Linked DNA regions of Mus musculus: region 2 is linked to region 1. Evidence: chromatin loops called from intact Hi-C (ENCODE). Cell type or tissue: heart. All regions are shown on one strand. Links, peaks and the distances in the headings refer to the core of each region. The heading gives the core; the rest is flanking DNA. Region 1 holds the start of Cxcl1 (chemokine (C-X-C motif) ligand 1). Region 2 holds the start of Cox18 (cytochrome c oxidase assembly protein 18).

What was found. Peaks named below come from ENCODE experiments on the same cell type or tissue, not always from the same donor. Only the 100,000 strongest peaks of a DNase experiment are listed, where the experiment ranks them.
Region 2: it touches region 1 in a loop (2.5-fold over the local background); 1 of 42 quality-filtered maps calls a loop at or near these places.

What each region holds. Positions count from the first base shown.
Region 1 is chr5:90,888,351-90,892,748 of GRCm38, reverse strand. It overlaps Cxcl1 (chemokine (C-X-C motif) ligand 1), which reads right to left and starts at 1,504. Exons shown (of 4, transcript NM_008176.3): 1 at 1,369-1,504; 2 at 1,156-1,279; 3 at 960-1,040; 4 at 1-241. The coding sequence starts at 1,438. The coding sequence ends at 226. In heart, for the core only: CTCF peaks have their summits at 1,320, 1,622 and 1,833; a DNase peak (open chromatin) is centred at 1,468; H3K4me3 peaks cover 1,228 bases; H3K27ac peaks cover 677 bases; H3K27me3 peaks cover 616 bases.
Region 2 is chr5:90,221,221-90,225,618 of GRCm38, reverse strand. Cox18 (cytochrome c oxidase assembly protein 18) reads left to right here and starts at 1,623. Exons shown (of 6, transcript NM_001033310.3): 1 at 1,623-2,003; 2 at 3,288-3,388. The coding sequence starts at 1,680. In heart, for the core only: CTCF peaks have their summits at 1,444 and 1,899; a DNase peak (open chromatin) is centred at 1,548; H3K4me3 peaks cover 1,971 bases; H3K27ac peaks cover 1,628 bases.

The DNA of each region.
Region 1 (4,398 bases), core at 231-4,230:
GAAATATTTTAAGCCTACCCATCTTTAAACTGAACAAGCAGAACTGAACTACCATCGATGAAATGTATCCACACTGTTAAATATTAATGTAAAATAAAAACCACACACTTTGTGGAATAAATAAATACATAAATAAATAGGACCCTCAAAAGAAATTGTATAGTGTTGTCAGAAGCCAGCGTTCACCAGACAGGTGCCATCAGAGCAGTCTGTCTTCTTTCTCCGTTACTTGGGGACACCTCTGCAATCAGAAAAGAGTCATTGTTACAAATAGTCATCAAAGCCTTTCTTCTTTTATTCCAGCCCCTGAGGCTCCAGATGGGCTTTCTACATGTCTACACTTGCACCCAGAGTTCTGTACTGTCGGTTCCTGTGGAGTCAATCACTTGACTTGGAAAACAAAAACAAACAAAAACAAAAACAAACAAACAAAAACCTACTTCAGCATGGGTTAATTTACAAGTGTGACTTTAATCCTCTCTCACTCACAACTCTGTGATATAGCTGCTATTATCTCCCCTACTTGGCTTAAATTCAATAAATTATGTAACATTCACAGAGACCTTAGCCTTGAACTCAGGGAAATCTCACTGGCAAAAGAAGGCTCGGGCATGCTTTGCCAGCCCCTAAGGAGACTTTTAAAGGCTATTGGCGACTTCTCCATCTTTTAGGAACTGTTGCCACTGACCATTTGCATAGGGGTTTTGAGTGTGGTAATAATTATACACAATAGTAATTGTGTAATATACAATAGTAATTGTGTCCAAGAGGACACAATTCTCTAGCATCAGAACCAATTAATGATCTCAAATTAAGGTCAATTACCAAAATAATAACCACAACTTTCCGACCTCCTGATAAACACAGACTTTCCTTGATAGAATTAACGTTCAGGGGTCATATGCCAGTACTCCCACCCTTGACTCTAGTCTCGGGTACAAACACAAGTCACAACTCACTTTAGCATCTTTTGGACAATTTTCTGAACCAAGGGAGCTTCAGGGTCAAGGCAAGCCTCGCGACCATTCTTGAGTGTGGCTCTGCAGAGAGAAGGATAGACCCACATGTTAGGCATTCCCACTAGGAGAAGTGTGGGGGCGCGGGAGGGTTTGGGCGAGTCTGGAAGTGGCAGAAGCTAACCGGGAAGATACTCACATGACTTCGGTTTGGGTGCAGTGGGGCCCTGAGGGCAACACCTTCAAGCTCTGGATGTTCTTGAGGTGAATCCCAGCCATGGTCTGCAGGCACTGACAGCGCAGCTCATTGGCGATAGGCGCCCCTATGGGAGAAGACTCTTGGTCAGCGGGACTGTGGGAGGCTGCGCTCACCAGAGGTCCCTCCTCCCCCAGTGGCAGTGGCGAGACCTACCTGTGGCCAGGCGGCTGGTGGCCAGCAGCAGCAGCGCTGCACAGAGAAGCGAGCGGGTGGCTGGGATCATGGTGCTGTGTTGGAGTGTGGCTGGAGTCTGGAGTGCTGGAACTGGTTAGAGGCTCTGAGTCCTGTTGTGGAGCTCTAGGGCTCCCGCGAGCCCCTTTTATGCTCGAAACTCCAGAGCTCCGGGCCAGGGAAATTCCCGGAGTACAGGGTGTTTCCCTGCAACCGGAAAGGACATCGCTCCTCCCCCTTGCTCCACTCCCAAGGATTAGACTCTGGGATTTTTGCTTTTTGCCCCAAAGTCCCAAAGGGGAGGGAGTGACGTGCTTCGCTGGACAAGTGACGGCTGGGGGGTTGGGGGGGGGAGGAGTAGTGAGACTTCAGAGTCTCCAGTGCTCAGGGCGAGGTGGGTCACACGCGTTATGTGCACGTGGGCGCCACGCCACCTAGGATTCCACTTGGTGTACTACAGTGATTTGCGGGGATGGAAGCTTGTCTTGTTTTTTGAGTGTGGCAGATTAACGCATTCTTTAAAAAGACATCTACCCTCTCTTATCCCACGTGAGGTGGTTTGCTTTTGCCAACTGTTTTTGTGGTAAATCACAGTTGGTGGTTTGTATCAGGGAGGCATGTGAAGAGGGTGAGGAGAAAGATCACTGTCAAGGTTAGGTCCCTGTTTATTTTAGAATGCTGTAGCAATCTCCTCTTTGTTTTTTGAGCTTGGGAACTTCCCGAAAGTCCGAACTCCCGGTGTGGTTCCTGAAGCATCCCTACCCTGCTGTATAGCAGGTCATATTTTGTTTTGACTAAGGAAAGTCCACGGGAAAGCTGTGGGTTTTTTTCTGGGCTGAGGAGGGGGTTCCTAGATATAAAAGGCCACAGATGTCACAAGCACCAGTCTAACAGCAAAGGGCTATGGCTTTATATAACTATTAGTCTACTTGTACAACTATTTTCATGCTATCTGAATCTATCTGTATTGTAAAACTGAGTCTTTGAATATTATTATTATTATTATTATTATTATTATTATTATTATTAATTACTACTCAGGGTTACCTAGAACTAGCTATTGAACTTCCAAGCCTTCTCCTCCCACCTTCCAAGTGCTTCTTAGACTCAGGAGCCAATACACCAGACTTAGATAATTACTGACATATTTGTTGCTCTCTATTTAAACAATTTCAGAATCTGCCTGAATGCAGTCTTAGGTCTCCAGATTGTTGTCGTTATTGTTGTTTGTTTGTTTGTGTTTGTTTTTGTCATTGTTGGTATTTGAATGTAGATCCTAGCTGAACATCCATTGATTCTATGTCTCTGTGAGGGAGAACTGGAGCTATCATGTAAGAAACCCTTGGTCTGGGTGTACTCTACATGTGGAGCTACAGAGGCAGCCTGACTATTAGGATTAAAACTTCAGCTTCAACGAGTCCCCACGCAATGGTCACTGGCAATCTCTCCAACCTCAAGTATGTTTCTCATCTGTAAAAGAAAGCCAATAGTAGCATTTGCTTCACAGAGCTGATATACTAAGATGAAATGTGCTAGCATCCGGGTGCTATTTAAGCATTTTGCAAATAGCTACCAAATAAAGGAAGAGACGTGGTACTCTACAACTTTATTGGCAACAAATTGAATGATCATAAAGGTGGGGTACTCAGATTAGGATTAATGCCCCATGAGAGTTCAGAGGTCATCTGTGCTGAGTCTTACTCCCTTCTTCCCTGAGGTCTCTGCAAGGAAATGGTAGCCATCTGCACAGGAGAGTCCTTCACCAAGCACTACACCTGTTTCCAAACTTCCTAAGATTAGCTGTTTTGAAGGGTACCGTGATAAGAGAATTCCTCCTTGTTTTACTATAGCTGGATGCCGCTGATATATACAAGCTGCAAATCACAGAACAACCTACTGGAGTCATGTCTTAAAAATAGAAGCTCACTAGGGCTGGAGGAATGGCTCAGCAGCTAAGAGCATGTTCTGTTCTTGCAAAAGAGGTAAGTTCAATTATCAGGCAATTCCCAATCATCTGTAATTCCAGCTCCAGGGACAGCTAACGCCTGATGCCTCAGCCGGCCCCTGTACTAACATATGCGCATCCACACTCAAGTGGATGAGTGAATGTACACAGTCAATGTAAAACATTTCCAATCTTTATTAAGTCTCAAAAATGTCCCTCATAGAACTAATATAAAAATACAACCACTTAACATCTGTAAAGTATCCTTCAAGTAAAAGTTACTGAAAGTAATGTTAACTAAAGCAAACCAGTAAGATATGAAATTATTGAAACTAAAAAATAACATTTTATACATTCCATTCAGTAAAAGGAAAGGCATAAATACAGAACGTACAATAGTGGTTGCCCAGGAGAAAGGGATTTAGAAATTTATTATTATTGTTTGTATGTGTGTGCATGTGTGTTGGATGTATGTGGAGGGTGCATGTGGAAACAGTGGTTGACACTGGGATGTTTATCTTGATTGCTTTCCAGCTTGATTTGGAGTCAGGGCTCCCCATTAACCTCACAGCTTTGGATAGACTGGCTGGCTGCCGAACCCTGGCATCTGCCCGTCTATCCAGGCCTCCACAGTGCTGTGATCATAGAGACATGCATTCAGTCACTCCTCATCGTTATTTTGGTGCTGGACACGTGAATTTAGGTCTCAATGCTTGGACAGCAAGTATTTTACCCACTGAACCATCTTTCCAGCCATGGAAGTTATCAAACAGACGTAGGGTTTCCATTTATATGATGAAGGCATTTTGGAAATGGATGGCAGTGATGGTTGCACAAGACTATACAAATATCATCAAGATGTACATTTTTTGTGATAAATTTTATGGCTCTTTTGTCATGATAAAAATTAAACAGAGTAAATAAAATGAATAAGTAGTAAATAAATCTGTTGAGGTTAATGGGTTTTATTGATTTTTTTTACTTAGCACATGAGTTACGGGGAGTTAAATTTTTTAATATAAGAAACAATATCCATGGAGATGCTGCGGATACAGGGAGGTGAGCTT
Region 2 (4,398 bases), core at 88-4,087, 670 kb after region 1:
GAGAACATATTGTATATCTCAAGGGCCTATGGGGGAGGCATAAAGCTATGCCTGATAACCTCAATCCAATCCTTAGAATTCTCAAGTGGTCTCTGATACCACATGAGTTTCCTCCTCAGGGTTAGTGTTAGATTTACAGACACGTCATATGCACATTATTAAGAAGACAAAAAGTTAAATATGCTCATATATGCAACATCACAAAATAAGTATTAAGAAGTTTAGTTCACATAACAATATATGGGTTTAGTTTTTAAATTTATTTCCATTACTTTGACATGAATGCAGGTGTGCAGTTTTATCAGAAGAGGTTGTCAGTTACCTGTAGCTGTAGAAAAAAATTGTTAAAGATTTTAATAACTGCTTGAAATTTTTGGTTTAGGGTTTGTGAACAATAGATCTACAAATAACAGGCTTATTTATTACACATAATAAATTTACCTACTTTCCCAGTGTTGAGAATTAATTCTAGGTTCTCATGTATGGTAAGTTGGGACTTGGGGGAGTTGTTTTTAAGTAACTTCTCTGGCTTAAGGCCATCTTGGAAGGGCCTACTGGATATTAACAGTTTTATGGAAATACGGTGGTTTCTTAAACTAGCAAGAGATAAGTGAGCTGTTTTTAAAAGGGATTATGCTATGGGAACTAAAGGCAGGTTACCCAAGTTTCAGAAAATACGCTATCTGACAGCTTTGGTAGGTGTTCAATAAAGTAGAGGACAGTGTCCACAGTTTGGCTTTACCAAACATGGGAGAGGTTTCTAAAAACTCAATTCACTTTGGCCTACCCTAGGAGTGGGCACTTCGTTGTTCCATTTATTTTCTGTTGACAGGAACACGAATGTGAAAAACACACAGTTGTTAAAAGCCCTGTGCATTCCATTTAACCGTTGAAGCAAAATTGTGCTGTTGATGGAATTCATTTTGTAAAATGAAAAATAGTATTTTTCCCTGCTCCTTATTATGATGGTGATTCTTCTTCTTATTTATTTATTTCGTTTTTTTCTTTTCTTTTTTTTTTTTTGGTTTTTCGAGACAGGGTTTCTCTTTATAGCCCTGGCTGTCCTGGAACTCACTCAGTAGACCAGGCTGGCCTCGAACTCAGAAATTCGCCTGCCTCTGCCTCCCAAGTGCTGGGATTAAAGGCGTGCGCCACCACTCGGCATTTCTGCATTCTGTTTATAAAGGAATACAGAATGCTAACCGGAACAGATAAAGACATTTAGGTCTTATTATAAAGTAGAGCTGCCTAGGGGGATAAAGGACGCAGACTTAACACTGACCGAGCCAGAAACACTATTCCCAAAGTAGGTGTTTCAGCAGTGCGTAGAGAAAACGGAGATAGATGCTGCGCGCCTTGGGCGGAAACAGCCGAGTCACAAAAAGTACTCAAGCCACAATTTCCTTGAGTGGAAACTGAAACTCAACAGCAAGGCAGTTTGCTCGCCCCGCCTACCCCTGCAGTTCCGGTTCCCGCTCTGAACTCCACCCCAGCAAGGAAAGGAGTTAAGAGAGCCTCAAGCGGCTCATTGCCGCGTGGGAAAGGCGGAGTCTTACGTCATCTCTAGCGCGACACTGGACAGGGCTTTCGGCTGGGAAGGTCAGGCGTGGCCTCGGGTTCGCGCATGCGCGCAACCTCCTGGTGCTAGTGCTCTAGTTGGCCGCCCGCTCCGTGTAACCATGCTGTGCCGGTCGTGTGCCGGGTGGCTCAGGTCGCTGCCCACCCTGCGGCTCCCGGCACCGGGATCACCGCCCGCCTGGAGCAGCGCGCGGCTCCCAGCCCTTCCGGTATGGGCAGCCGCTTCGGTGTCTGCGGCCTCTCCAGGTGGCTGGTATGAGGCCCTGGCAGCGTCGGCGCCGGTGCGCACCGCGGAGGAAGTGCTGCTGGGCGCGCAGGAGGCTACCGGCCTCCCCTGGTGGAGCAACATCATACTCAGCACCGTTGCCCTGCGCGGTGCTGTCACTCTGCCCCTGGCCGCCTATCAGCACTACATCCTGGCTAAGGTGAGGGGCGTCGGTCCCCGTGCTGCCTGCCTGCTAGTGTTAACATGGAGGCTAAAATAATTTAGTTAGCATTGCATGTTAAATGATGGTTGGTGACTCGAGTACCTTCCAGTTCACCCGACCTACCAAGTATTTATTCGAAATACAAGTGCCTCCCAAATGTTCGGTTGAGACCAATATTCAGAAGAAATGGCACGGAGGAACCTGAAACATTAGGGTCATAAACATTTTAAGAGTCTGCAGCATCATTTGTCACTATTGATACTGCTCTTTATTACTAGAAAGGTATCACTAAGTTAGCAGTTTCCAGACATGAATTCTTCCTCTGGGCCTACCACCTACTACCCTGTATCTGATGGATTGAAACTTCGAGTTGGCTTTTTAGGAACTCTGTTCAGTGGAATTGGTATAACGTTACCTCCCCCATGGCTGTGCCTGGGGGTGGGGGTGGGGTAAGTCAAGATTTTAATTTGAGTCACAGAGGATTGCCAGGAAGGGAGCAGCAGCATTGAGCCAGGAAGCATTCACAGTGAGGTGTTAACACTGGAATGCTGTTTTCTCTCTCCTGGGAAATGTAGGGATGGAACAGTAAGAACCAGGATGCAGTTTTCATTTACTCGAAATCCTATGGAGGAGGTGCTGTTAGATATGCTACATACTGGGAATCAGGATTTCAGGTTATGCACAGCCAGAAACAGAAAACATCAGGTACCCATAACCAAGAAGTTGCAGTTGGTTTAACTCAGTATGGTTGCCAAGATCACGCAGATAGATGTACAGGCAAGGAATTTAAATCTGGGGTCAAAGATACTTTAAGCAAACTAATATCTAATAGAGTTTTCTTAAATGTTTTCGATTACAAGTGTGATCAGTAAACAACATTTGTATATGGTCTAGGGAACAGAGACTAGAACTGTGAGTTTGGTTGTCCTGACCAAATGCTGAGTGGGGGAGGAAAGGGATTATGTGGTTTGTAGGTTATATAGTCTATTGTGGAGGCATTACAGAGCAGGGACAGCAGCAGAGTCCTTGGAGGAACACTGCTTACTGGCTTTTTATACAGCTCACGTTCACATGCCTGGGGCTGGTGGCACACAGTGTCCTGTGTTCTTCCATGTCAATTAGTGATTAAAAAATGCCCCATAGGCTAATCTGATGGGTGAAATGTCTTAGTTGAAGGCCCTTTCTTCTGGATGTGCCAAGTTGACAGCTGAAGCTAACCATGCAGTAGTTATCAGTAAAGATCCTTTATGAACTCATCAAACAACTTTTTTCTTTAGTTAGGTGGAAAACTTGCAACCAGAAATAAAAGACATCGCCAAGCGCCTTAACCAAGAAGTTGCAGTCTGTGCCCGTCAGTTTGGATGGTCCAAGAGAGTGGCTAGGTATGCAGCTTTGGGTCTGCGGTCACGAAAATGTGTGTGTGGTGTGTGCGTGTATACACGGTTAGGTATTCTTTTGATTGGCGTATTCATATTAATCACTATGCTGCATGGTGGTTTTATGTATTGGAATGGAATCAAAGAAAGGAAGAAACAGGCGTTATTCCAACTCCTGTGAAGCTGAATCGTCCTCCTATCTCAGCCTCTCTCTCAGCTCTGAGATTACAGGTGCAGACCATTGTATCTGGCTCTGTATGTCAGAATATGACAGGGTTTCATGTGCACCAGGGATGCCCAGTGGGTAACTGTACCCAGGAATGACCTTGAACTTCTAATCCTCCAACCCCGACCTCCCAAGTGCTTAGATTACACATTTGTGATACCACACCTGGCCTGTGTTCTTGGGAGCCACTGAAAAGATAAAGTCAGTGAATTAAATACTGTATTAAGATTTGACGTAAGTCAGTGGAGCTGGGCAAGTAATGTGCCACCATGCTTGGCAAATTCTATTTAATGTGAGCTTTGTCATCTTTATTTGGTGCTAATACAAACTTGACATTGCACTGAAGAGCAGCTGAATCAGCAATTAAGAGCACTTGCTTTCATTTGTTTATTTGTTCGTTGATGTTTTAATCTAAGACAGGGTTTCTCTGTATAGCTCTGGCTGTCCAGGAACTCACTTTGTAGATCAGGCTGGCCTTGATCTCAGAGATTCGCCTGCCTTTGCCTTCTGAGTGCTGGGATTAAAAGCATTGGTCTCTGTATCTTGCCTAAAGAACACGTACTGCTCTTTCGGAGGACCTAGGTTTGATTCTCAATACTCACATGGTGGCTTATGGCTGTTTGTGGCTTCAGTCCCCGAAGTATCCAGTACCCACTTCTGACCTCTGAGGGCATCAGGCATTCATGTGGTGCAATTAAATACATGTAAGCAAACCACTTATGCACATAAAATAATAAAACAAATCTTAAACAAGAACAGCAAAGAAAACTTGACATGTAGGGAAACATTG